Linked DNA regions of Homo sapiens: region 2 is linked to region 1. A link is a loop called in an ENCODE intact Hi-C map of the cell type or tissue named here. Cell type or tissue: PC-9. All regions are shown on one strand. Links, peaks and the distances in the headings refer to the core of each region. The heading gives the core; the rest is flanking DNA. Region 1 overlaps HSD17B12 (hydroxysteroid 17-beta dehydrogenase 12). Region 2 holds the start of LOC107984328 (a long non-coding RNA gene).

Evidence for each region. Hi-C counts contacts between places; a loop is a spot of excess contacts. Peaks named below come from ENCODE experiments on the same cell type or tissue, not always from the same donor. Only the 100,000 strongest peaks of a DNase experiment are listed, where the experiment ranks them.
Region 2: it touches region 1 in a loop (2.7-fold over the local background); 1 of 110 quality-filtered maps calls a loop at or near these places.

What each region holds. Positions count from the first base shown.
Region 1 is chr11:43,735,848-43,750,928 of GRCh38, forward strand. HSD17B12 (hydroxysteroid 17-beta dehydrogenase 12) reads left to right here. Exons shown (of 11, transcript NM_016142.3): 2 at 15,064-15,081. Among named protein-coding and RNA genes, the nearest start is that of HSD17B12, 63 kb to the left of the region's middle. In PC-9, for the core only: no CTCF peak of the experiment used is centred there; a DNase peak (open chromatin) is centred at 3,244; H3K4me3 peaks cover 960 bases; H3K27ac peaks cover 2,500 bases.
Region 2 is chr11:43,825,683-43,840,763 of GRCh38, forward strand. It overlaps HSD17B12 (hydroxysteroid 17-beta dehydrogenase 12), which reads left to right. Exons shown (of 11, transcript NM_016142.3): 7 at 5,294-5,328; 8 at 12,635-12,716; 9 at 14,317-14,382. LOC107984328 (a long non-coding RNA gene) reads right to left here and starts at 8,266. Exons shown (of 2, transcript XR_001748197.3): 1 at 7,928-8,266; 2 at 3,251-5,908. RefSeq lists an enhancer at 4,779-5,978. In PC-9, for the core only: no CTCF peak of the experiment used is centred there; a DNase peak (open chromatin) is centred at 5,399; H3K4me3 peaks cover 476 bases; H3K27ac peaks cover 1,610 bases.

The DNA.
Region 1 (15,081 bases), core at 1,715-4,214:
GGCATGTCTTACCTGGTGGCAGGAGAGAGAGATCGAGGGGGAACTGCCACACGCTTTTAAACCATCAGACCTCCTGATAACCCACTCACTGTCACGAGAACAGCATGAGAATTCCTATTTTCATGAGGCCCCTTCCGTGTTACTCCCACATTTTGGGTATTCCCAAAGGAAGCCACAAAGTAGTTTGAATCAGATCACACTGAGGCATAAAGATTGATAGCCTTTTAATTCTTATACATGGGTTTGCATTTTTAAAGAGGATGTGGCATTAACCAAAATGAATCATTATTTGGAAGGGTTTTTAGTTAACCAAATAAAGTGAAAAAATCAGGCAGAAGGCATTTTTGGGTTATGGTGCCACCAGAAGGAATCGCAGGGCCTTGCCTGGAAGTCGGCCCAGGGGAGTAACTGCCTTTAAGCAAATCTGCTTTTCACAGTTTTTTTTTTGTTTTCGTTTTTCTGTTCTGGACCTATAGATGCTTTGAATTTTTGTTATTGTTGTTGTTTGGGTTTGCCAGTTTTTTAAGTGACAAGTAGAACAGTCTGCAGTGTCTGGTTGGGTCAAAAGAAGGGGAGTAAAGAGTCGAAGAGAGGGCTGCTCAGTGGGGAACCTGAAAGGACTGAGTGGGAAAAAGGGGACTCTGTATTGGGACAGGACATTTGTAAACTGGGCATTTTCTTTCTATAATAATCTACTGTTCTTGAAGAAAGATGTGTGCTTCCTCATACCATGGGATTGTGGAAAATGCCCACAATATCTGGGTGTATGCATAAACTAATATTTTTCTGTAAAATTATTTTTATAATATGATTAGGAGAACAAGTTAGAGTGGTCTTATATTGCATCACTTTCACTGTTTGTCTTTAATAAAAATGGAGGAAGTTGCTGCTGTTTTATTAACTTGCACCCTGCATGCTTCTCTTCTTTGTTCTTTGTTAAATATGAGCTGGCGTGTGTTAAGACTACGTTAGCATTTGCTCTCAGGGACTTCTGTGGTTTCTAAATTCAGCACTGCTAAGCCCCTACACTGTTTGCCTGAATCAGTTGAGACTGCTATTTTTAGCAACAAAAGGGAATTGAAATAGCAATTTTCTTTCCATGTAATAGATTCCCAAGAGGAATACTGATGCAAGCTCTCTATCATTTTCTATTCCTACCACCCTCCTCCCAAAGCCCTCAGAGGAAAGGCAGCTGTCATGGTTTGCGGCAGTATTAATCTTTAATCAATCGAGTGTTTTCTGCATTCAGGTGTTCGGGGGGAAAAAAGAGTCACAAGAAGGAACCTGTTTGGAATAACTAAGCTCTTAGGCATGGACTTTACAGTCAGAATTTTGTGGGTAGTGGCAGGGAATAGACAGAAGAGCTAAAAATAGTGAGTTTGCTTCCAGTGTTGCTCTAGTCTATTTTTGATGTTTGATTTTGATAAGGTTGATTGGGTTCTTACTAAAAATATCTGTTCCTAGCAAGTTGAGGACAAAAAGAGTAGAATATTTTTAACCTACACAAACTAAAGTATTTTTGTTGACTGTATAAAATCTGGAAGTGGAGCCCTGGTCAGTTGCCAGTATTTTATATAATCTGTAGCAAGCTAGACACTTCTGGATGCCAAGTTGGGCTATTCTTTATAGTTGTCAGTTTCCATCTTCTCAAAGGCTTGTAAATTTGGGTTCTAGTGTTATATTTGTGTATGAAGACATAAGCCTTTTTAAAAAATCTTCCTTTTTCCACTTTCCTTCTTTTCTTCCTCTACCTTATAGTGCCACCCATGACCATCATCTGTACTGTCCCAACCCACAGGGTTCTGGGTGATACCATATAGCTTTTTTCTGTGTATTGTTAAAAGCTACCCTAACTTATCCACGTATTTCATAGCAAAGTGGAATCTGAGGACACCAGTGTTAAATGAAGAAGCAAATCTTAGAGACAAGAATAGTGAACTGTCCGGCCAGGCGCAGTGGCTCACGCCTGTAATCCCAGCACTTTGGGAGGCCGAGGCAGGTGGATCACGAGGTCAGGAGATCGAGACCATCCTGGCTAACACGGTGAAACCTCATCTCTACTAAAAATACAAAAAATTAGCCAGGCATGGTGGCGGGCGCCTGTAGTCCCAGCTACTCGGGAGGCTGAGGCAGGAGAATGATGTGAACCCGGCAGGCGGAGCTTGCAGTGAGCGGAGATTGCCTGGGCGACAGAGCCAGACTCTGTCCCAAAAAAAAAAAAAAAAAAAATAGTGAACTCTCACTACTTTGGTAATTTAGCATGTTTGGTAAAGCATGTTTTGGTAAAACATGTTTTAGCATGTTTCACTGGCACATTATGAGTGAAGTAGTTCTCTCTAGCACTGAAAATCATCACTTGTCTCTTTTTTTTCTTTGACTTTTAAGTTCAGGGGTCCATGTGCAGGATGTGCAGGTTTGTTACAGAGGTAAACATGTGCTATGGTGGTTTGCTGCACAGGTCATCTCATCACCTAGGTATTAAGCCCAGAGTCCATTAGCTATTCTTCCTGATACTTTCCCTCCCCCAACCCCCACCCCCTCCAACAGGTCCCAGTGTGTGTTGTTCCCCGGAAATCATCACCTTTCAAGGACAGCCTCAGAATTCTTTGAAAGTGCAAATCTACAGGTTTATCATAAAGTTAAACTTCTCTCTGTTAAAGTTCTTGAAAATCTCACTTTTAGATGATTCTTGACGTTGAGAGGAGGCTGAAGAGTGTAGGGGTTGTGTAATTATTTCTAAATAAGGTGTGGAAAAAGCAGTGGGTAGGGTCATAAAAGGTTAGTTTTCCTTTTATAATCTCCATTCATTCACTCATCCATTCATACAGTAAAACCTCATTAATCACCTGCTTTTTGCCAGGTTCTGTGCTAGCAGTTAGACTGTGATGATCCAGACAGACCCTGCTCTTACAGAATCCTGTGTGATGAATGTCATGATGATATTGTCCAAAGGACGACCAGCATGGCTAGATAGTAGGAAAGAGAGTTTTATTGGCAATATCAGTTTGCAAAACAGAGAGTCTCCAGCATGAACCGAAAGCACTCTCCAAAACAAAAAGAAAAAAACTAGAGGTTTTATAAAAAGAAGAAATGTTACCTATTGCTCTTTGAGAAAGTTCACTGGCTTTGGGTAAGGGTTTGGGGAACTGGCAAGTCCTGATTGGTGAGCAACTGCTGTGGACAAAATTAGTTCCAGAGTTGCAGCAAACATAGATAAAACTGGTGTCAGGTTACAACGAGCAGTTTCAGCAGTCAAGCTTGCAGAGAATTACATTCTTGGAGCAATGTTTTGTACCCTAAGGGCTTTTCCCCCTGGCTTCTTGTCTCTGTTTCAGTCGGGTGTGACAAGAGTGACCCAACTGGCATGATCAGCTTTCACAAAGGGGGAGTTCGGAGTACTATGGGGCAGAGAATTCTGTATGAGGTTCTAAGTTAGTCTACAGGTCAAGGAAGGCTTAATGGGAGATGAGACGGTTTAACTGAAAAACCTCAAGGATGGGAGGGAAACACAGCTAGAAGTGTGTCTTAGTTCATTTGTGCTGCTATAATAAAATACATAAAGAACAGAAATGTATTTTCTCACAGTTTTGCATGCCAGGAAGTCCAAGATCAAGGTGCTGGTAAGTTCAGTTGTCTGGAAAGGGATACTGTGTGTTTCCAGGATGGCACCCTGTTGCTGCATCCTTCGAATGCTGTGTCCTCACAGAGCAGAAGGCAGAAAGTTGGCTGAAGGAACACTTCATGAAGATTCTTTTATAAGGGCCTTAATTCCACTCATGAGGGAGGAGACTTCATGGCCTAATCACCTCTTAATGTCTCCACTTCTTACTACTGTCACATTGGCCATTAAGTTTAACACCTGACTCTTGGAAGGGACACATTAAAACCATAGCAGAGTGTACGTTGGAGGTGTAGAGAACATTTTCGAAGAGAAAGCATGTTACCTTGGAGGAACTGTAAAAATTTCAGCACAACTGGGGCATGCTTGAGTGGAAGGAGGAAAGTGGTAGGAGTAAGGTCAGCTCATGGAAGACCTTGTAAAGAATGAGGGGAGTGAGAAGCCAGTGACAGGTTTTAGGCAGGGAAGTGAAGTTCAGATTTGCACTTTGGAGTGATTGTTTTGGCTACAATGTAGAGATTGAATTGGAGAGGAGTAAGAACGGGACCAGGCGAATGCGTTAGAAGGCTGTTAACAGTAGTTCTTGTGGGAGATGAATGATGGTAGCTCTAGGTGGTAGCAATGGGAAGAAGTGAATGAATTTGTGTTTCAGTTTTTATATAGTTGGCAAAAGGGAAATGTAACTTCTTGGCAGAGAAAAAATGGTGTTTGAGAAAGATAATTTTTAACTGTGTATAGCATGAATTGAGTGAGGAGGGATGAAAGATTCCTCGTACAAGTCCTTGTGTTTGGGATGATAGCGTAGATTGGGGTAGTAGTTGTGAGAATTACCTGGATGATATCAGTGACATACCTTGAGCAAATATTCTTATAATGATGTGAATATTATTTTGTTTTCATAATTTATTTTATTGACCGTTTACGCTTACTTTTCCGGGCCTATCATAGTTGCTTTAATAAGACAAGTTTATTTTTCACCCACTTTAAAGACTAGAACTTTTGTATATGTTTGATTCCTTATGATAAACAGTAAAAGAAGAAATGATTGGGATTTTAAAATGGCGTGGTAATTCAGTGGTGTTATCAGGGACCTTGATTCCTATGATACTGTTCCATTATCTTAGCCCATGGCTTCAACCCTAAGATTACTTCATGGTTCAAGAGACTACTGCAGCTACAGCCATCACTTTAGAATTGACTAGATGAAGGGCAAAAGGGGCCTGTCTCTGCCAAGTCAGCTTCCATTAAGCAGCCTTTTTCAAAGTCCTTCACAACCTTGCTTCATGTTGTTCCCTGAAATTAATCATATGGCCACTGCTAGCTGGTAGGGAGGTTGGAATATAAGTCCTTATTCCAGGCCACAATATGCTGGGTTAAAAATCAGTATTCTCCTGCAAAGGAAGAAGGGAAGAATGGGTATTAAGGAAGGCAACCAGCAGGCTCTGGCCCAGATGTGCATTTAACACATGAAGGATGGCCTCCCCAGGGTAGTTTTTGCACATTGTATCTTATCATTTCAGTGTTGCTGTGAATGCTTCGTTTTTTTCATTTTAAGAAACCACAAAAAACAAGCAGTACTTCTGATTTGGATGACTTGGAAGCTGGTCTTTGTTTTATTTGGTTTTCATTGAAAATTGGTATTATAAGGGTGGGAGTGTTTAGATCAGTGTTTTCCAAAGATCAACCAAGAGATTATCTTAGGTACCACATTGATTAATATTTTTAAATTTTGACATTCATATGTTTTTTACACTAATAGTCTATGTTAATTGAAACTGATGGTCCTTTATAAGAAGCAATTAAACAGTAATCAAGTAATCAAGTTTTCTATTAAATTTTAGTTAAGAAAAAATTTCAGTTTTAAGAAAACTTAAGTGACCTTGAGAAACACTGATTTAAACAAGACTACCCTGATTTTGGAAAATTGGAGTAGATGAGTTTGCTGGCTCAGTTTACACCATTTTTCTATTCATAGTAGCAAAGGACTTTAAAAAAAAATGCAGTACATGCACATGGTTAAAAAATGCAAAGAGTTAAAATAATGATAAAAAGTAATCTCTTTCCCATCTTTCCCTAATCCCCCAGAAGCAACTATCAATAGACTTTTGATTTGAGATGTTATACTTTGGTTTACCTTTCTAAAATTTATGATGAAGAATTGACTCCCCAGACAATATAGTTTAATTTTAAAATAGTGAAAATCACACTATTATTTTATAAAAATAAAAAATTATTGAACTTAACTGAGGGATTTTCTTTTTCTTTTTCTTTTTTTTTTTTTTTTTGAGACGGGGTCTCGCTTTGTCGCCCAGGCTGGAATGCAGTGGCGCGACCTCGGCTCACTGCAACCTCCCCCTCTTGGGTTCACTCCATCCTCCTGCCTCAGCCTCCCAAGCAGCTGGGACTACAGGCGCCTGCCACCACGCCTGGCTAATTTTTTTGTGTTTTTAGTAGAGACAGGGTTTCACCACGTTAGCCAGGATGGTCTTGATCTCCTGACCTCATGATCTGCCTGCCTCGGCCTCCCAAAGTGCTGGGATTACAGGCGTGAGCCACCGCGCCCGGCAACTGAGGGATTTTCTATCCAACTACAGCTGCTATCTCTGCTACTACTGTTGGAAGACATATAGCTTTAAGGCAAAGGAAATATATATATATATATATATATATATATTTTTTTTTTTAAATTGAGACAGGATCTCACTCTGTCACCCAGGTTGGAGTACAGTGCCGCAATCATAACTCACTTCATCCTCAACTTCCTGAGCTCAGAGGATCCTCCTGCCTCAGCTTCCCGAGTAGGTGGGACTATAGGTGTGTGCTACCACATTGGCTAATTTTCTTGAGTTTTTTTTTGTAGGATTGGGGTCTCGCTATGTTGCCCAGGCTGGTCTTGAACTCCTGAGCTCAAGCATTCTTCCCACCTCAGCCTCCCAAAGTATTGGGATGAGCCACTGTGCCCCATGAAAATACCTTTAAAACCAAAAGCAGGACAACCCTTATTCCCACTGTCTTAAATAAACAAATTTGAATTTTTTCCATGTTTGTTGAGTAGGACTTTTTCTTTCATAATTGACTTAAACTTGGGTATGTTTGTATGTTATTGCAAATATAATACATTACCCATCATGTAACTTGTAGATCTAAAGGCTTTGTCATTTCCTTTGCTGGGGAAATGATACTTGGTCTCCCATTGCCTGACCACTGTGTATAACACTAATTATTGTAGAACTACAGTGGTGCTATAGAGATGGCTAAGAGAGGCCCAGGATTTCCAGTTTTTTTGTGTGTGTGTTTTTTTTTTGTGCCCATAAATAATTTTTACACTTCTCTGTTTTCTCAGAAAAAATATTTACTTGTGAGGTAATATTTGACTTACATGTAACTGGGCAGTGTTGGATTTGGTTTTGAGAAGTATGAGAAAATGGAAAAATGATATTTTTACCTGAAATATCAGAGGTTAAATTTTTAATATTTGTACAATGTAAAGTCATATTGTTTCTGCTTATATTTAAAGTCCTAACCATGAAATGGGTAATTTATAGAATATCTAATATCGAATGTGGACCATTGTATTCTCGATAGTCATACACATAATAGTTTCTGAAGACTGTTAGTTTCACTTAAATTTGATAGTTGCTAGCAGGAGATAGGAAAAAATGTTCTTGCTGGGCATAAATCTTTCTAAGTATGTTTAGTATCATTCTCAACTAAAGTTAGTGTACTTTGGTATAATATGCTTAAGAGGAACCTTGGGTGCTTCTAGTTTTAAAATGATGAAGTAGCAATACTTTTGACCTTTCATCTCTTGGAAATGTTCTCTAAAGGCTGGAAGAATAAGAAATGGAAAGCTCCATTTTGATGCAACTAGGGAACTTCTGTCATCCCTCATCCCCAGTCACAGCTATTGAAGGTGGTGGAGTGGTAACTGACTTCCAGAGCAGACACCTGAGTCCTCATAGTGGGGCCACCATTGGGAAACAAGCAAGTTTTGTCCCTTGGATCCCAGAACAGCACAGGAATTGGAAGTATCAGGTATCTCAAAAGACAGGGGTGGGGCAGATGTGCTTGAGACTCAGGGAAATTAAGCAGCAGAAGCCCTAAGATGAGACACCTGACTGAGAACAGAGGATGAGTAAAACACCTGCAAACTAATAACTGCCCAGCAGCCAGAAGACTGGAAATTAGGGAATGCTTTTTAAGAGACACTGAAGGGCCCCACAGAAGAGACAGATACTGACTTTTGTGGATTCCCCAATGACAAAGCTGATTGGCCCGTTGATTGCATTGTATTGAGGGTCACAGTGTAATCACCTCACCTATGAACTCTAATCGATATTTTAATGCAGCCAAGATGAGAGTGACCAAAACAATCAAGAAGGAACTTAGAGGAACAAAATATAAAGAGTAGAAGAAAATGTAAATGTGTAAACAAACTATAATTAATATCCTCAGAGATTAGATAATGGATCTATAATAAGAACAAGATGCTGTTAAAAGCGAGAAGGAGAGTGAGAGTGTGCAAAAGGGCAGTCGGAATATGGAAGATTCTTCAAAGTAGCAAAATTGACAACCTACATTTAAAAAGTACATAGATGGTTTGGAAGATAAAGTTGAAGAAATTTATAGGAAAGTAGAGCAAAAAGAAAAGTAAGATTAATAGAGAAACTGTTAAGTCCAAATTCCAATTTATAGGGATTCTAGGAAGAGAAAAATGTGAGGCAGATATTATTAAACAATTAACATAAGAAACTTTTCAGAACTGAAGATCATGAATTTTAAGACCCACCAATGCCTAGCACCAGTGAGTGGAAAAACACCCACTCATTTGGGTGCATTTTCATGATGGAGTTCTACAGACTAAGTGATAATTGTAAAAGCCCCAATGATAAAAAAAAAAGCAGGTTACATAGAAATGGTGGGAAGTAAGAATGGTGAAACATTTTAAAATGATACTTGCGTTAGAAGACAACGGAGAGTTGTCTAAAATTTTTTTGTTAAAAATGATTTCCTACTTAGAATTCTATACCCAGTTAAGCTATTATATGTGTGGTTAGAAAATAGACTTTTTACAAAAAGATATACACAATTTAAAAAATGTTGTCTTTTAAACTGTCATATAAGGAGACATGATGACTAAATGTGGTATATCCTGGATATCCTGGATGGGATCCTAGATCAGAAAAAGGACATTCAGTAACAAGTAAGGAAATCTGAATAAGATATGGACTTTCATTAATTGTATCAATATTGGTTCATGTGTATGTGAGGTGTATTCAGGAATGTTCTCAGGAATAACACCTGTGAGGAAGCAAAAGAAGCAGAATTGAGCAGAGGGAGAAATTGAACTATGATGCAGGTATAGCAAAGGTTGTAGCTGATACCATTGGCCCTGAACATAGGATGGCTCTAGAGAGATGCCTAAATGAGGTAAGGGAGCCCAACCTTTGTCCCTGAGTGTGGCCTCGCCATTAGACATGTACTGCCCAGGGGAGCAAGGCAGCCCGCCTTTGGCTGAGAGCAGTTACTGGGAGAGACTCAGTCCTGAGCTGGCAGCAGGTAACACTCCTGGCAAGAAAGGATTGATTGAGTACCTCTTTGCCGGAAGGGAGGATCTGGCTGGTGCACTAACAGTATCCATTACAAACTCCAACAACTGGAGAATCAGGAAAAGGAAGACAATATACATGAGGCAGATTTCAGAATCTCTAGACCTGGCATATTCTGGCCTTTCTAAGACTGTTTTTAGTTTTATGGTATGCTGGTTTTTAGATCAGCCCAAAGTTGGCAATTTTAAACATGGATACGCACATGCAACAGTTATCTGTATTCTTTTGAAAGAGATTCCAGTCAAATGTTTAGATGCACAGTACTGAGTGACTTTATGTAGTTTCATTCTTCAGCATATTTTCATTAAGAGATTTCTGAGCCCTTAATCTGAGAAATCTAGTGATACTGCCATCAATTCATTGCTGTAATCATATATATAGTCATATGTCATTTAATGGTGGGGATACATTCTGAGAAATGTGTTGCTAGACAACACATTTGTTGTTGTACAAACATCAACAGCCTGTACTTCTACAAATCTAGATGGTTTAACCTACTGTTCATACCTAGGTTATATGGTATGGCCTAAAGCTCCTAGGCTACAAACCTGTATATAATAGCATGTTACTATACTGAATACTATAGGCAGTTGTAACACAGTGGTATTTGTGTATCTAAATATATCCAAACATAGAAAAAGTACAGTAAAAATATGGTACAAAAGATTAAAAAGGGCCAAGGATGGTGTCTTATGCCTGTAATCCCAGCTTTTGGAAGGCCGAGGTGGGAGCATTGCTTGAGGTTATGAGTTCAACATAGCAAGACCTGGTCTCTACAGGAAAAAAAAAGGTTGGTCAGGTATGGTAGCATGTGCCTGTAGCTACACGGGGGGCTAAGACAAGAGGATCACTTGAGCCCAAGAGTGAGAGGCTGTAGTGAGCTATGATCACACCATTGCACTCTAGCCTGGGTGACAGAGCAAGACCCTGACTCTTAAAAATAAACAAACAAAAGATTAAAAATGGCACATCTGTCTAGGACGCTTACTGTGAATGGAACCTGCAGGACTGGAGTTTTTCTGGGTAAGTGAGTGAGTGAGTGGTGAGTGAATGTGAAGGCCTAGGATATTACTGTAGACTTTATAAACGTTTAATACTTGGGCTATACTGAATTTATTTAAAAATTTTTTCTTTAATAACTAGCTTACTGTAACCCTTTTACTTTATAAATTTATCTTGCTTATCTTTTGGACTTCTGTAATAACACTTAGCTTAAAAAAGAAACACATTGTATACTGTACAAAAATATCTTCTTTATATCCTTATTCCATTTTTAATTTTTGAAATTTTATTTTTTACTTTTTAAGCTTTTTTTTGTTAAAAACAGAGATATAAAACATACACACTGGCCTGGGCCTACACCAGGTCAGGATCCTCAATATCAGTGTCTTTTACCTCCACATTTTGTCCCATTGGAAGGTCTTCAGACTCAATCACACACATAGAGCTGCCATCTCCTATGATAACAGTGCTTTCTTCTGGAGTATCTCCTGAAGGACCTGCCTGAGGCTGTTTTACAGCTAACTTTTTTCCTGTAAAGCAGAAGGAGTATACTCTAATGTGAAAAAGTATAGTATTATAGTAAATACATAACTCAGTAGCATAGTTGTTTATTATCATTATCGAGCACTATATGTTATATATAATTGTATGTGTTCTACTTTTCTATTACTGGCATAGTTGTAGGTTTGTTACACCAGCATGACCACAAACACGTGATTAATGCATTACGTTATGACATTATGACAGCTACAGTGTCACTAGATGATAGGAATTTTCCAGCTCCATTGTAATCTTAGGGGACCAGAGCTGTATATGTGGTCCTTTGTTGACCAAAACATTGTTATGCAGCTGCTGACTGTATGTGGTTTGCTTGCTCCACAGTTGTAGGCTTAATGCAGAATAATCTAGTTACCAACAGGATTTGTAAATAGGTCAGTGGCTAATAGGTGTTAGTGTAGGAAAGTGTAAGATACTGTACTTGTAAATAAAGACTTTTGAGAAACCAGGTTGTCAGGAAAACTGTCCAAGTCTTGCGTGTTTTGCAACTTTTTAGACCAACTAAATGCCGATCATCATTTAAACACTTACCAAATGTCTACTGAACACCTACCTTGTGCATGTTGCCTAGCAAGGAGACTAGAATCTTACAGAAGAATTAAGACATGTAGATGTAAGGAAATACAATTCAAAATAGAGTGGTAAAGTGCCATAGACTTAAAGATGTGCCAAGTGTTGTGGGAGTTTAGAAAGAGGAAGTTTTCTTTCACGTAAAGTGATCTAGAACAGTGAAGTTGGTGGATCTTCAATAAGGCTTTGATGGAAGAGGGTAGGAGGTGAGGTTCTGTGTTGGAAACAGGGCTTGTGGGGTGCCTGCATAAACTGCCCATAAAAATAGGGGACAATAAGTTCTGGAAAGCCACAAGAGGCCTCTGAGGAGGAAAGCCTCCTAATTGCCATCATGTTCCCATGCTCAGAGTGAGAGCTGCTCTCTTATCTGTAAACACTGTGTTCAAGGAGAAAGACACTCCTTTGAAGCGTTGGAATGTGGACAGATATGCAGGCTCCTAGTTAAGCCTACTCCCACCAGCTACTCTTCGATAAGTTAAAGATATGCTGTTTGAACACAAAGGAGATTCACTTAAACCGCCACTGCTATAGATTATGTGCATGACGGACTGCCTTCCATTCACCATTTTGCCCTGAACGTCTGCTTCTTAGATCTAAGTGACTGTACTCAATAAAAAGTGTGGAGACCAGAGCTCTGAGCCTTTTGCAGCCTCCATTTTGCAATTGGCTCTCTGGCCCCCACTCTTTATGCATTCTTAACCTGTCTCATTCCTTCATTGCCACTGGATTTTGAGTACCCTGCGGGTGGTGTTGAGGCTGGTCCCCAACAGTTCTGGGGTCTTGGAGAGGGGAGAAAAGTTTATCACAGAGAAAAGGAAGAGGAGAAAAGTGGAAACAATTAGAATATGTGTATCCATCACTTATGAAATGTTAGTGAATCAATAACAAGAATACAGTATAAAATTTGGATTCCTGTGCCTCTAAAAACAGTCGGGAGATGAAAAGTTACAGAAAATTATGTTCATTGCTACTCTAGTCACAATACCAAAGACATGGAATTAGTCCAGGTGCCCATCAATGGTAGATTGGGTAAAGAAAATGTGGTGCATATACACCATGGAATACTACACAGCCATGAAAAAGAATAAAATCATGTCCTTTGCAGCAACATAGATGAAATTAGAGGCCATAATCTTAAGCAAATTAACACAGGAACAGAAGACCAAATACTGCATGTTCTTACTTATAAGTGGGAGCTAAACACTGAGCACACGTGGAAATAAATATGCAAACAGTAGACACTGTGGTCTACTAGAGGGTGGAGGGAAAGGGGGTGAGTTGAAAAACTACCTATCAGGTACTATCCTCACTACCTGTGTGGTGGGATATATACCCACAACCTCAGCATCAAGCAATATTCCCATGTAACAAACCTCCACATGTACCCTCTATATCTAAAATAAAAGTTGAAATTAAAAAAACAAAAACAAAAGTTATGAATTGATCATGAGGTTGGAGGAGATTTTATAAGATGCTCAGTTTTCTGTAATTAGGTTCTCCCACAAACATTTAAATCTGTTAGTTACTAATGTTTCCTATAAACAGGACAATAGTGACAAAAACACATGGGTTACCTTTGGAAGATGCCAGAGTACCAGTTTATTTTGAAAACTGATAAATAAAGGCAAAAAAAAATTCAAACATTTATCTTGTGTTCTTATGCAATCTATATATCATGGTAACTAACTAATGAGGAATAATTTGTCTCTGGAAATATTCCAGCTAATAGATGAAGATGAATGATTGAACTCTAATATGACCATTTTGCAACCCCTAATGAAATAATGGATCTCAGTGGTGACCAGCAGTGGCTGCTAATATAACAAAACAAAAGATAACCAGACATATGCTTCCTGATGTAAAAATGCATTATCCCTTATGAAGTACTCCTACCAAAAAAATCAAACCTGAATTTGATCAATATCTATATCCAACCACCATGGGACAGAGGAACATGTTAAATGGTATCAAGGACAGGCTGAGAAAGCACAAACCTATGACCTAATATCTTAAACCAATAAATTGAGAGGGTGAAGGGAAGAAAGGGGAGAGGGGTTATAGACATGGTTAATTGACATATTAACAAATTTTATTATGGAACATTTTGAATCCTGATTGGAACAATTGTTAAAAGTCTTTTGAAACATTTGGCAGAATTTATAGTGATTACATATTGGATGTCAAGGAATTGTTATTTATAATTTTAGGAATGAGATAATGGTATTGTGGCTATTTTTCATAGCAGAAACATACTGTAATAGTTATGAATGAAGTGAAATAATGTTTTTACTTCAAAATAATCCAGTGTGAGAGGAAGCAGGAGGGAATATTAGATGAAGCAAGGTTAACCTCAAGTTGTTGATTGGTGAAGCTGAGCTATGGGTACCTAGGGGTTTGTTATACTGTTCTCTGGATATTTCAACTTTTTTTTTCTTTTTTTTTTTTAATTCTGGAAAGATATCAGCTAAGCAAGAACATGATGAAAGTCTACAAGATTATGAGAGATATGGCTAGGGAGACTATGAATGTGTTTACCATATTTCTGAATAGTAAAATTAGGGACCATCTTGTATAATTGGAAAGAAGTGAATACAAGAAAATCCTACTTTACACCATAACTTGTTTTTCAAAGTCTGTAAATGTTTTGGAAAAACTCGTATTTAGAGAATTTGGGGAGGCATCCCTTTTTGAAGCAGACATCTGTGCTTTGAACTTGTAACATGATTCTAGTATTCCAGAGATAAGATATCATGGTATAGCCTGCCCTATATAAATTTCAATGTTTCTGCTACATAAAGTTTTTGAGGTTGTAAGGCAAATATGGTTTCTCATAGAATAATTAAGACCATTTTCTATTTACTTTTACTACCCTTTGTTTTAAAAAGTAGCTTATGAAGATATATACAGTAAGTATGTACTTAAGTGTACAGCTCAGTGAATCTACACACACACAGTAGTAACTGCCACCCTGAAAAGATACAGAATATTTCCTGTATCCTGGAAGATTCCCGTATTGCCCTTCCCTGTTATCTACTCCACTATCCAGAGATAACCAGTATTCTGACTTCTGTCACCATAGATTAGTTTTACCTTTTCTTAAACTTACATTTTTATGTCAGACTTTTTGTAATGTCTTAGAGATTCATTCATGTTTTGCATATATCAGTAGTTCTTTTTTTATTTTCTTTTTTATTGCTGTTTAGTTTTGCTTCTTTTGTTTTCTCTTTTATTGCTGTTTAGTATTCCATTGTTTGTCTATATCTCAATTTACTTATTCTTCTGTCGATTAATATTTAGTTGTATTTACCTACTATGCATCAACTAAGCTACTGTGAACATTCTTTGGGGTAGACATTAATGCATTTCTGTCTCTTGAGAATTGGTGGGTTAAGGTAGGCATATTTTTAGTTCTGAACATATTGGCAAATAGTATTTTCCAAAATAATTGTACCAATTTACAGTGCCACCAGCAATGTGTGAGAGTCTAGTTGCTCCACATTCTTTTTAACACTTGGTTTTGAAGTCTTTTTAAAATTTTAGCTATTGCGGTGTGTATTCAACCTTAGATTTGAACCGCTGGTATTGTTCTGTCTTTTACATCAAAGTGTCACACTGGTCCTTTTGTATGTAATTGGTGGGTCCTAACTATGACCAATTCCTCAATGTAATTCTTAGACTAAACTATTGCTTTTTTCCCTTTCCCAGTTGTCACAGGTAGTACTG
Region 2 (15,081 bases), core at 4,373-6,872, 92 kb after region 1:
TGCTCCTAAAAAATTCCAAATTATTGGATACATTTAGTCCTTAGAGTGTCATAGTAATGGCCTGCTTCAGGCATAACTACAAAATGATGGTTTTGCCAAACGGCATGATAACCACTCTGCATTGTTTTCTTCTTCCAAAAATGAGAGAGTAGTTATAGATTGGTACTGATGTTGCTTTTCACCTCCAAATGAAGCTAGGTTATAGGATAAATGCCTTATATACGAGTGAAAATGAAAAATCTCTGACAACTTTAGAAATTATTTTCTCCTCCCCAAACCTGTCACTTTTGAGAAGTTAGCTTATTTTGGAAAAATTTAGGTATTGGAAACTCTTAGCATACTATAGTATGTGAAACTTATAAAAACTGTGTATGATTGTATATGCAGTCTTTTTTTTTCTTTTTTTTTTTTTTTTTTTGAGACGGAGTCTCACTCTGTCGCCAAGGCTGGAGTGCAGTGGCGTGATCTCCGCTCACTGCAAGCTCCGCCTCCCGGGTTCACGCCATTCTCCTGCCTCAGCCTCCCGAGTAGCTGGAACTACAGGCGCCCACCACCACGCCCGGCTAATTTTTTTGTATTTTTAGTAGAGACGGAGTTTCACCGTGTTAGCCAGGATGGTCTCGATCTCCTGACCTCGTGATCTGCCCGCCTCGACCTCCCAAAGAGCTGGGATTACAGGCATGAGCCACTGTGCCCGGCTGGTATATGCATTCTTTTTTAAAATTTTGTTTAGAGTTTATGAATTATGGCTTTGGAATCATTATTAATTGGCATGGAGCTCTTTGTTCTGAAAAGTTCTTTTTCTTTTGATAAATTAATGTAGATCAAACCAAATTTATTACAAAAGGAAAAATTTTATTTTGAATGATATAGGATTGAATTTAAGGTTAAGTAATATGGAGCTGGGAAAATGGCAAGGCAGGGCTCTTAACTTTCACAAAAACTTAACATTAATAAAAAGGGAAATCAAATAATACTTGGAGATCTCAAAGCACTCTTAGAAACTTTGTCTAATTAAGCTTTCCACCCACTGTGCAATAAATATTCTATTAGCTATACAGGTGAGATTCTAAGAATTTCTAATTAAGTTGTGTTCTTTTTTACCGCGGTGCTCAAATTACACAGTTTGCCAAAGGAAATGTGTGCTGTGTCATTGTAGCATGATTTTCAATGGAGTTACCATCTAATTTCTCCAAACCAGGCATTGTGTAACACTGTTGTCACTTTCTGTAATTATTTTCACTGTTACACTGTGATTTTGAAAAATTATTGTTAATGATTACAGTTGAAAACTTGTTTAAGGTATTTGCATCTAAGAAATTGTTTACTTCCAAATTGTGTGGGTACGTTTTTAGTTACTTGGATTCAGATCCTATTTATGGTAAGCAGGTTTCTTTGGGGTAGAGGGAGGGCAGATGTGGACAAAGTGGCTATTTGTGGTATCCTAATTCTGGGTATGAATATCCTGGATTCCAGGGGCTTTGCCTGGATTCTAGGGTGAGTTGTTATACTTTATTCTCTCCATGTGTATTATGATAATACAGGTGATTAAAGCATCTTGAATTTTAATGTAATCTTTTAATTTGAGCTTTTGATTGTCTTTTTGAACATTATGCAATCATGTTTTCTTTGTACTGTTCTCTCTAAAAAATGACCAAATGCCAAAGATTACATGATATGAGAATAATTTGCTTATATTGTATCATTTTTCATACTAAATTAATGAGTGGGAAAATCTACATTGGCTCCTGGGTATAAAATAAAGTTCCTTCTACAAACTGTTGATTACTGACGCTACAGGAGTAAAACAGAAAAAGTTTTATTCATATTAGGTTTCTTTTAGAAATAAGATTGTGGAGGCTTTTCTAATTGTAAAAACAATGCAAGATTGTTGCCAAAAGTATGAGAAATATATACAAACACTAAGAAGAAATTAAGTCACTTTTAGTCGTAACTGCAGATGGTTACATTTTAATATAACATTTTCAAGGATTTTCTAGGCCAGCCAATGCATTTTTGCTGAATAATCTAATCATCTAAATAATCTTAATCTAATAGTACTGATTTTGATTTTGTATAAGCGAAATAAGCCTCTTATTTATTTCCCAGCCAGAATATACATTGCTATACCAGTAAATACTAGTAAATATTTTACTCTTGACATTGAATCAAATTCTAAATTTAGCTGTCATCAAGACATTCATTTTTCCTCATATATTTGTATACTTTTTGGCTAGCTTGCATATAAAGTGATAACAATACCTTAAGTGTGATATAACATATATATTAAACTATCCCCTTTAGATTCTAGGCATCTAGGATTTTCTTGTGGTGAGGATTAATGATACTGTCACTGAAAATATATATGTATATAAAGAGGAAACACTTTCCCTGCAAGGACAAGGATTTCACACTCTCACTGTTGTAGAAGCACAATTGTAGAAACTTTTGTCTACTTCTTTTTTTTTTTTTTTTTTTGAGACGGAGTCTCGCTCTGTCGCCCAGGCTGGAGTGCAGTGGCGGGATCTCGGCTCACTGCAAGCTCTGCCTCCCGGGTTCACGCCATTCTCCTGCCTCAGCCTCCCAAGTAGCTGGGACTACAGGCGCCCGCCACTACGCCCGGCTAATTTTTTGTATTTTTAGTAGAGACGAGGTTTCACCGTTTTAGCCGGGATGGTCTCGATCTCCTGACCTCGTGATCCGCCGCCTCGGCCTCCCAAAGTGCTGGGATTACAGGCGTGAGCCACCGCGCCCGGCCACTTTTGTCTACTTCTTAGGAAAGAATTAAAATTGTTCGCTATACACTTTTGGAAACAGTCCCAATGGGGAAGAAAATGGGTCTGGAAATCATGTTTACTACTACTTGTCTAATATTCTTAACCACTGAACTTGCAAGTTATGGTAACCTTTTTTTAGAAGTGTGTTAAGAGGAACAAAAATTTTTCTGGTGCAGCAATTATCACCTGCAGATGGCCTAATATTAGCATTGAGTTAACTCCAGAAACAGCCTGTGAGCTGTGAAATGGAGTTCAGATAGATAGTGACAATTCACAGAAATGCCTGGTATATTCATATAAATAACCAAATATCAAGATACCAGCTGATGCTTACAGATAACTCTACTAATAACTTAGCTAAAAATCCTATAAAAATTTGGTGTTAAAGAAAATTTAATTTGATCTGAATATAACGAAGCCTCTTAACTAATGCGTAGAATATTAACGATTTGTATATACATACTCATATAAAGAAGGCTTGAAATTCAATTTATTGTGACTTATAATCTGATTAGAAGGAAAGATAATTTCATTATAGATGAAGGCATTAATCAATTTGATAAAAGCATGCAGATTTCAGGTTAAGTTTTCTCAGGCTTTTCATTGTTATTATTTGACAGATTAAAAAAAGATGTTACATTTTATGACAAGGACAGAGAATTTAGAGTCAGAATGTAAAAGGAGGAGCTCATGAGCTATGAGAAAGAAATTAACTTTTGCAGGGGAGAACTTGTGTCTTTGCTGATGAATCCTCTAGTCGTTGAGCATTCAGCAAATATTTCTGGCCTTTAATAGCCAGGCATTGAAATCAGTGTTTATGTCAAGTTATTAAAACTTCTTGAGTTTTAATTCATATATATAAAGAATATATTTTGAACATGTCCCTACATAAAAGGCCTCTTGATGAAGGAAACATTTAATGTTTAGCATGCCATGATATAATTTTGTAAGTATGGTTTTATGTTATGGGGTTTTGTTTTGTCTCATGATTTTCTAGATAATTTTTGCCATTCAGAAAGCAGACATTTAATATATACATGACATGCATATGGTATAAGGGAAAAAATAGCTCCTGATATTCCCCCATCTCCCTGCCCCCAATATTCCAACTGGAAATAGAAGAGGGACTGTTTAAGAGAGCCAAACAGGCAGTGGCTACCCCTTCTGGACTCCACTTAGCTGCTTTATAGTTAACAGATCTCATTTCCTTAATACAAATGCGCACGCACACACACAGACACACATACACCTGGGTAAAGACATTTTTATTACCAGTCTCCTTCCTTATTCTGTTTCTGGTGATCTCAGAACTTTGGAGAACTGAATTATAGCTTCCCTTCACAAAATGCTGGGGGAACTCTTTATAATACTTTAGCTAAGCATTATGGTCCCTGATGAAATGTGCTAAATAAAAAAAAAAAAGTTTTCAAATACTGTTAGGGTTTTGTATAATCTATCCTTTACAATAAAATACCCACCACTGTTAATATGCCTGATGTACATCTGTACTACCATACAAAGCTGTTCATAATACATCTGGATTGGATGTTCACATAGCAGAATTTACCTTGTTAAATCTGGCTGGCATTTTATTTCTTCAGAATATTTCTAGGAAAACAAAATTCCCTTCTCATCAGAATGCTGTCTACTTTAATTAATATGAAGTATTATTCAAGATAGAAACAACAAAATTTCTATGCTTAGCATGCATTGAAACCTTATTATTACAAAACAGCATCTGTTTCTTAGAGAATTGATGATATCCAGGAGTCAGAAATTCACGTTACAGCCTCGGTATTTAACTGTGAGGTGATTTTGACTAAACCATTGGACTTCTGAACTTTTCTTGGTTAATAATATATCAAAACAGAGTTTAAAAATAGCCCCTCTCATTATATGTATTTAGTCAACAATTATGGAGTCCTTAAAAAATGCAGATGTCACCTTTTCATGTTGGTTACTAGAGATCACATCTTAACTCTCTTTAAGGATGAGTTTTACTTACAGCTAACTAGACCAACAAGAGAAATGAATGTGAAGTTACACTTACTCTTTGCCAACCTACCACTTTATCGTATTCTTTTAAAGACTTTTTTTGGCTGGAAAAGTTTATGTGAGCTCTTGAGGTTAGAAAGCTTAAGTCATCTTGGTAGGCAGGATATTTCTTCTGATAACATATATTCTTTTCTGAGAATGCATTTTGGGAAATGTAGATTTTCACTGTAAATCCTTCATTGTTTGAAGAACTCTGTGCCAGTATTACATTTCAGGCAAGACTAATTTTAGCCAGGTTCATTAAAGTATTCCCTGTGTTCTCTCCAGTAATTTCAGCTGGTTCCTTTTTATGCCCTCTTGACACAGTCACATTCTACAGTGTACAGAAAATAACCTGCTGTCTGTAGAAGTGGTGAATGGTTTCATGATTCCCTTCTTTTTAGTGTGGGTGAGTTTTCTTCACTCTTTTTCTGTTGCCTGCATCCTTGGCCATCATGAATGTTTTGCTTTCTCTCTTGCAGATGACACAATTGGTACTGCCTGGCATGGTGGAAAGGTGAGTCACAAGCTCACATACAAACACTGTGGAAGCAGAGCTCATGATTATTTAGAGGGAGAATCCTTGCTTTGAAAAAATCACTGAAGTGACTAATGAACCAAGCCTCCATGTCTTAGCCACAGAGTGATGTACCAGGCGAGTCACAGTAGAGCATGAGTCATCGGTGGTGGAGGCCTTTTCCACTCGATTCCCTTTTTATTTCTCTCTCTAGGGTTGTAGTGGTTCCTTTAGATCAGGATGAAAAAGCCTGCCTGAGTCACCATCACTAACTCAATTGCCTACTATTCTGAGGGGGCGGATAGAGTTCCTGGGATATTCCCGGGAATACCTTCTTAAAGCTGTATTCTCTCAAAGCCAAAATCAGTGGAGTTGGATGAAGCAAGACCTCTTCCTCTGGTTTTTCACTTTTTACTGGGAGAATGGCTGTTATATAAAGTGATTATAAGATGTCAAACCAACCCTTGGAGGAAAAGGCAATGTCCACTCGCCCCATCTTTGTTCCAGTTTGAATTGGTTCTGCTAGTACATGCCGAATGTCTTCATTTTGATTGAGAAATATGTTGTAGATTTCTGTTATCTGAAATAGCATGAAGTGTAGAATTGTAATTAAGCTGTTTCTTCCTTGGAAAAATCTGAATGATGTCTAGGCCTTCAAAGAAAAGCTGCTAAAAAGATTTGGGCTTGCATCCTGAGCTAGCTCGATCATTTGCTGAATTTAGGGCATCGTAGTCATCTTTTTTTCTGCAAAATAACTATGAGTTTGGAAGAGACCCAGAGGAATCACAGCTTTGAAAAGGGAAGACCCAAGGACCCTACTTCTGTTAGGAAACCTCTATGACCTACTCCAGGCAGGGATTACAGCTTATGTTTATTGAGTATATAGTAAGTGCCAGGAACTTAGTAAGTGTTAACTCATTTAACTTTGATAGCCTCCCACCATTGTACAGATGAGGAAACTGAGGTTAGGAATCCATTTGTTGAGCATCTACAGGGACTAGTTAAGAAACAGTTTCTCAGCAAAGCTCCTTGTAATCCCATTTTATATACACTATTTTGTGTATTTTAATTGTTTTATTTTAGTAACACTTCCCTTTAAAATCTTCAAACTGCCTATTGTTAGGTGCCAGTGGGAGTGGACCCCTGATGGTCAGATATATAAATGGCAGTGGTTAGACCAGACCAGAACCCTAGAAGATGGTAGAGTTGGGGCAAAGTAGAACCCAGGAGGGATTAAATTTGGGCCATCACCTTAATCCTAGTTTTGACATCTGCAGGTAACATGGTATTGGTTCAGAATAGTAAATCTATCCATTAAAAAAGAAACACTTATAAACCACAGAGGTATTGTAAAAGGAATTTTTAATTATGTTGATGAAAACCATATCAAAAGAGATAATGGTTGCAAAATCATTTTACAGCATAAAGTCTTAGAGTCAAAGAGTCACAGAAATCCAGTGCATTAAATTAATTGACAGTAACTTCCCTCCTTTGACAGATGAAAAAATAGAGGCCCAAAGAGATGGAGTGCTATGAAGCTATACAGTTAGTAAATAATACAAAACCAAGAAGCTGGGAACTTCACTGCTATCTCTGTAGACCTGACAGCCATGATCACAGCTGGAGCATTACATAAAGGCAATGCAAAAAAGGAGAGTCCATCCATTCAATAGGCATTCATTTAGTCAAGCGTCTCAAGGATGAGTTGGATCCTTGCCTTTTAAGAAATCAAGTTGAAGCTGGGCGCAGTGGTTCACGCCTATAATCCCAGCACTTTGGGAGGCTGAGGTGGGTGAATCACTTGAGGCCAGGAATTCAAGACCAGCCTGGTCAACATGGCAAGACCTCATCTCTACTAAAAGTACAAAAACATTAGCTGGGCGTGGTGGCACACAGCTATAATCCCAGCTACTCAGGTGGCTTAGGCACAAGAATCACTTGAACCCTGGGAGGCATTGGTCGCAGTGAGCCAAGATAGTGCCACTGCACTCCAGCCTGGGCAACAGAGCGAGACCCTGTCTCAAAAAAAAAAAAAAAAAAAAAAGGAAAGATCAAGTTGATTTTAAACTGAGGTTGAGAAATGGTGGGAAGTTTTCAGAAGCTATGACTGAACCTGACACCACATTACCATTTTGATACGTCTTAAGAGCTAGTGAGAAATATATGTGGATGTTATGAATCAATACTTTTGGTTAGGAAAAGGAACGTCTATGTCTACTTGAATTAAAGAACTTAGTTACTAGATGTGTCAGTCAAGGTAAGCTACCTGCTGAAACATGCCACTCCCAAATCTCAGTGGCTTAACACATAAAGGTTTACTTTTCCCTCCCCTCTCTACCCGTCATTCAGGATCTGAGGCTCCTTCCATCTAGGGGCGTCATCATTTTCTAGGGTCTTGGAGTTCTCTGCATCCAGCTGACAGATGAAAGACAAGAGAGTAAAGATGGTTTTAAGGGAAGTTTCACTTCTGCCCACATTTCATTGTGCAGAACTCAGTCACAGGCTACAACTACTGCACAGAAGGCCAGAAATATTAGCTGTATGCCCAAAGAGGAGAGAAAAATTCCAAGTTAGCAGATCATATTGAAAGCATTCTTACCTTACATATTATAAGTGGTTTCATTATAGCCTGCTCTTTACACCATCCCCAAATGGCTTATTTCCTATGGCTGGTTTCCATAGCATTAGTATCTCCATTGAGTAACAGCAGAGTCCTTTATCATGATCCTTTGTTGTTGTTTTCCTTCCACTGCTTCCACCTCTGATGTGGGAGATTTTCCAAACCCTCTAGAACTATAGCCTAGGGCCAACTGACTATCGCTAAACAAATACCTATAATCAAACTAAGGTATTGTTACCATAGATGTAGAAAGTACATAATTACATTATAGAGGAAAGTTGCTCTTTTCACTTCCCTGGAATTATAAACATTGTGTACAGCTGGAGCCAGGAGGTGGTTGCCATAACAACCATGGGAAAGCTAAAAATAGCCCCTTTCATAACTGTATTGCTTAAGGTGGAATTATGACATGTTATGGTGTTTTAGGGCAAGTAATTCTCTTTCATGTGCTGAATGTTTGCAAACTTTCTTCCACAAAGCAATATTTGTACAATGTAAGTATTTGGATTGCTGGTTCTAATTATACACCTGACCCCTATGTTCTAAGATTCTTTTTGACATAGATCTCTATTTTTATAGGTTTCTCAGTCTTCGTGAGCATCTGTTACAGAACTGTCTGTGCCAATTTCAGTATTATATTTAAGCTTTAATATATATATATAATGACAACCCTCCCCCTCAAGAGCCTGCTTTTGTACTCCTTGATATGAAGTGGAAATGTGAAGAATTGGGATGGAATTTTTTTTTTTTTGTACATTCTTCCTTGGCTACAATCAAATTCTGTATGCAGTTAGCAGTCCCCACTAGGATTAACCCTGCAGTTCCGGTTCCTCATAGCAGCAGGTCTCTCTTCCCACCTGCACTGTGGGACAGTGATGAGGTTTCTAAGGAAGGTAGAAAACAGTGACTTACTTCAAAGGAGACCTATTACGTCCTCTATGACAGTAGAATTTTTATAGAGGTGTGGACAAGGATACCACAACAGTCTGATAGAATATTAAAGCACTTATAAAATAAAGGCTTGGCAATTTTTTTTTAATCCAGGTGACAATTAAGGGAGTCTTATTGGGAATTTCACAGGTCTGAGGGAATTCCATGAGAGAGCATATCTATAGGAAGCTGTAAGTGTGAGGGACTGAGTTTTATAGAGTTGGGCGAATTTAATGTCTGGCTTGTGGGAGGACTAGTAATTAAAGAGAATATGTTTATATGAAAAGGTACTTTCCTGTCAGCAATTGGTGTTTTCTGCTTTGGGTTTTTTCGCAACATTTTAGTTCTAGTAGATCCTCAGTAATTTGTACCACTGAGACAGCATTGTGTGGCTGTTAGCAAGTAAGCAGTATAATGAATTAAGAATGTTGCATTACAGAAAACATTGCTTGACTTGTTTATTTGGATATTTGTCATAACAAACTAGAAAATGCGCTGAAGTATGAGCAACATGAGTCTTCATTATAGAACTTCAGCAAAAATTCTTAATGTACCTTCCAATCTTAGAATTGTTCCCGAGTCCCCAGAAAATGAGAGATTAACCAGGGTTTAGTTTCATGTTTGTTTCTGTGTGCAATTAAGCGCAGCCCATTTTGTCCTTCTGCTTGATATAACAGAGTTGTCATGAGTCTGGCTGTGCCATGGAAACTGGTTTGACGTCACTAATTCTGCTTAGATGGAGGATTAGAGCTAGACAACACGGTTGATTTAAAGGGCGAGTCTTTTGTGCCTTGCAGTCCCAAATGCTCAGCCCCGTTTCTACATAGAGAACAGATACTGTATACAGTACAAAGATTGAGGCAGGCTACACCAGTATATTAGCTGTGATTCAGACAGAACTAAGTTGAATATTATTGCCTTTGGAAAGAAAGAGCGAGAGAGTTTTACACTGTTGTGTGTGTGGGTGTGGGAGGAAGGTTTTTGTTAGACAAATATGTGAGCTTAATGGTAGGACAGAGATTTGTAGAAGGGCTATTTTCTCTACTGTCACTTTGGTACAATTTTAAATGCTACTCTTTTATTTACTTAGGTCGAGTGCATTCTTGCTTTATCATTTATTAGTCTTAGATTTGTTTTCATGTGTTTTAGCATGCAAATACTGTATTTTGTATGAAGTACCCTCAAACTCTGACTTTTCACTAATTCAAAGCAACTCCACCTCCTAGAAGTTTTCAATAGGATTAGAATACTTGAGAAACAAAATCTTAGTTGCCTTAAGGAGCAAACAAGTAAGGGAGGATGACTGCATGAATGTGACATTGGATAATTGATCTGTATTGTATTTTAATATGGGAAAGGAACTTTTATTATCTTTAAATGACTTTTCCTGTACTTAGATCATTGCTTTGGTGAGTGAAGTTTTAAGGGTCTGTTTTGATCAGGTCAAGATTTAATTTTTAAAGTGCACTTGATAATGTTAAATTTTACCTTTTACAGATTTTTAAATTGCATTTTGTTAGCGAGAAATGAAATTTAAAATGTAAGGTTTCTGTTCAAGGGCACATATAACAACCCCAGCTAACTTGAGTATAATGGAGCATTTAATCCAGCTGTTAGGCCAAGCAGTGATAGGCTGCAGCTTCAGTGGAAAGCCTCATTTTTCTGCATCTACTTCAAACTAGTTGTGTCTTCACTTGCTGTGAATGAGTTTGGACATAGCTGTTCCCAGTTATGTGAGAAAAGGTTAAAATAAAACACTACCCATACCTACAAGGATGCTTAGGATGCAGGAGAAGGGTTGACTTGTCAAGATTGAGGGTTACTTCTTAGAAAGCATATTGTGTTGCATACGATACAATAGCTCTCTTAGTTTTCACTTGATTGGGATCTGCTCCCAGTTTAAAGGTGATACATTCCAATATGTCATAAATATTTTTCTCTCTCTTTTCATAGATTTGTTGAGATAAATTTCACATACTGAACAATCTACCCATTAAAGTATACACTTTAATGGTTTTTAGGGTATTCACAGAGCTGTGCAACTATCACCACAGTCTAATTTTTGAACATTATCAATACCCCAAAAAAGATAAAGATATTTTAAATATTACAAATTAATACTAAATTAAAAATCTCCTGTAACAAAAGTGGTTTTTCTATTTTCATCAAAGGAATTTCTCAGAAATATAGATAAAATGAAAGGACTAGATATTCATTGCTAATTTACCAGTTTTTATGTTCGAATTGTTGGGTTCTAACTCCTGATACAAATTCTTACCTTAAAATTTAAAAAGAAAAGACTTTTCTGCTTCTGAGGAAGACACAGACAAAAAATACCAGAATGATATAATTAACCCATTGACTACTTATTTCCAACTTTATTCAAAACCCTCCTAATATTTTTAAATTTGAAATGTAATTTTTATCATCAAAATCTTAATGGGTTTCACAGTTTAGGAAGGCACATAATACTAATAAGGACTTCTGTTAAACAACAACAACAACTTCTTTCCAGTGACACAGACTAAGCTGAGGACTCCCACTTCCCTTTGATGGTTGAAGTGGCATCTCACCTAGAGGCTGGCAGATGGAGCGGGTGACTTTTGGGGATTATTTCATTTCAGATTTATGCCTAAAATAACTTAAATGCCATTTAATCATGTATCCTTTATTATTTTGCATAAAGGGGGTCTTTATAGTCCCTTTTTTAAGCTAAAAAAATAGGTGTTGGGAAGTAAATTCAGACAAAGAACAATGAGAAAGTGGGTTAAGGAAAGGAACCTAGTATGGGAGATAGGAGGTGGGTGGGATCAGGTTGCAGTGGCTGAAAAAGGGGAATCCTCTGAGAAGAATGGATTTGAGGGGAAGATATGGTAGCTGTGACACTCCTAAACCATAATTCTACACTTTACCTAACCTATACATACTTTTTAACAACTGGTATCTTTATAGCATTGCTTTTCTCAAGCTAATTTTCACTTTTTTGTAGAATTAGAAATTCCTGGTAACTTTGATTTTAAACTTTCAGTAGTCTCTAAAAGTTACAGTAACAGTTGAGCTTTGCCTTTTGGCAAAAGACACAGTTTGATGAACTAGAGTCACATAATTTTAGAGTCAACTCTTTGTTGGTGCCCAAGTATCTACAACCCAGGGAAAGTAGAAGTAGACAGTAGAAGTAGAATCTACAACCCAAGGAAAGGACATAGCCATTCACTCATTGCCAGAAAGTTTTATTAAGTACCTGTTGGTTATGTGCTCAGTACCGTGTGGAATATTTTGAGGGAAAGTGGGCTATTATATCCAGAAGCTTATGGTTTTGTTGGGGGGAGGAGAGAATGTTTATATACATAGAATGATTAAATCCTACAGTAAAGTAGTATGTGACGATATGTTAAAATAAAGGTGTATGCAGGGAATATAAAAGATCTGTAAGTAAAAATTCTCAGCACTGTGGCTAGAGAAGACCTCAGAGGGTAGAGATCAACTCGAGGAGACTGGAGATCTGATCTGGTTATGCCCTGGGTTACTAAGACTGGGAAATGAGCTAATCGTGAAGAAGAGCTATTTTTAGTTGATTGAATTATGTCTCATTTACTGACCAAGCATAGCACATACTGATGAAAGGCAGGGAGAGATATGTGGTAGAAAAACAGCTACATTATTCTGTTTCGAATAATTATATATCTCAATCTGTAATTCACAAACAACTGCATACTGTGGCTTCACTCCTTTTACACGGTACATTTTCCTTTTTAGATCCAAAGGGGCTATTCTGAACATTTCATCTGGCAGTGGCATGCTCCCTGTCCCACTCTTGACCATCTATTCTGCAACCAAGGTAAAAAATATTTTCTTAAATCATGTCAATATAGTAATAAGGGGTAATTTTTAGTCTGAGAAATTAACGTAGATTTAACTTTCCTGAAGTTCTGTTCTTGGCAGTTTTCCAGTAGACTGAGAAGAAAAGGAAAATACCCTACTTGAGTTTCAAAAGAACCAGAGTTGGAGACATACTATATACTTACAATAAACTTAATGTAAACTTACAAATGGGACACCAGGATATCAGATTCACAGATGCTGTTTTTCTCCCCCCAGCACTCTACTGATTTTGAAAGTGATACTTGTGCCTTCCATAGACAGGTGACCTAGGCAGATAGCTTAGTTAATTAGAACATGATGTTAATGAGTCTAAGATTGGAGATTTGATACATGAATGAGTCCACTTCACACAGCATAGAAGAAATGCATCTAGTCAATGTGTAAATGTACATAGCAGGCACAAGATAGACTGGGCGAGAGTGTATTTTGCCATGTTGTCCAGGATTCATAGATATTCTTTGTCACTTTTGGGGTGAGACAAGAATTTTCCAGAACTCTCTGGACAATGTCATAATTTCATACAATATCACCATTAACCTCTTCACATTACTGATAGGAAAGTAATTTAGAATGAGTCTCCTACTGCCTGCAGGTCAATGGCGTCATCTTCAGATACATTGTTGAGGCATTGAATACATCTCTGAAGGGAAAATGATCACTTAGATGTTGAAATTAAGCAGGCTTTTAGGGAAAAATAAACAAAAATATGTACAGTAAGAACTTGAAACATTTCAGGGAAGGAAAAGAGCAAAACTCCGACTTCTTTTTCATGTGAAAAAACAGTCACCACTGTCTTTTGAAAAGCTTGGTACCACCTCCCAGCCCCTACAATCTACTTTCTGTATCTGGGAACATACTGTAGGCAAATTTAAAATGAATGCCATGTTTCTTGAAGGGATTCGTGAACTTCAACTTATCTGTTCTACTCCATGGCTACAAAACTATGACTAATTAGGACCCTTGAAAAGTCACTTGATTCTTTGCATTTCTAGTCTGAGGTTGCGTCCACATTTGAAAAATGGCACATTGTATTTTACAAATAGATTTAAGGTTGTATTATCAGAAGAAGATGGGCTGTCACATTCACCTCTATACTTCTTGGATCTTGTCATCCCAAAGCACCAAGAGGATGCTTGTTCTGTTCTTTTTAGCAACAACAAAATCCCCATAGAACAGAGTTGAATGGACTTCATCTTGTGTTTCTATTTGAGTGGCAAGTGGAGAGATGAAATGAGTCTTTTGTTATATAAGAGAAAAATATTTTTTCTTGGAAAGTAATTTTCTGAGGGGAGAAAAAGATAAGAAAAGCCTTTTCCAGTTAAATCAAAATTTGATCTGGATATTATATTTGGTAATATAATACTTCATTTAGTGGCAGATAAAAACAGCTTGAGGTTTTCAGGTGTTTTTCTAAGTTCTCTTCTGCGTTTGAAATGAAAAAAATGATGAGAAATTATAGCATTAAATGATTAGTTTATTATTTTGTTTCCATGGCTACAAATCAGGCAGATTGATGTAATGTGTGTGTTTTCTTCTCACTCCCACTCCCCTCCCAGACTTTTGTAGATTTCTTCTCTCAGTGCCTCCATGAGGAGTATAGGAGCAAGGGCGTCTTTGTGCAGGTGAGTGGAGTTTGTTTCACTTAAGTATCCCTGTTTTTGTGTGGTTTCCAGAGCAACTGTTGCTGTCTTGGCAATAACAAAAAAAATCATATTCCTAAGTAAGTGAATGTGACATTAGCACACCATTAAAAACGTGGTTTCTTTTTCCTTAATGCACTTGTCTAGATTTTTAAAAAATTATCCCCTAGAATTTTCAAGTAGGGATACCTAAAGTGGAACTAAATGCAGTATAAATAGCTGAAGCATACTTTTTAAGTTCTTAGGGTTTTATTTTGAGAGACCGAGACTATCGGCATCTCTCTCTTTTTTAATTGTGGTAAAATAAACATAAAATTTACCATTTTCATCATTTTTAATATGCAGTTCAATGGCATTAAGTACATTCACATATCGTGCAACCATTGTCACCGTCCATCTCCAGAACTTTTTTCATCTTCCAAAACTGAAACTCTGTACCCATCAAACATGAACTCCCCATTTCCCCTTCCCTCCAGCCCCTGGCAACCTATCTATCTCTATGAATTTGACTACTCTTAGTACCTCATATGGGTGGAATCATACAGTATTTGATCTTTTGTGACTGGATTATTTCACTTAGCATGTCTTCAGAGTTCATCCATGTTGAAGTATGTGTCGGAATTTTCTTCCTTTTCAAGGCTGAATAAAATGCCATTGTATATAGACCACATTTTGCTTATC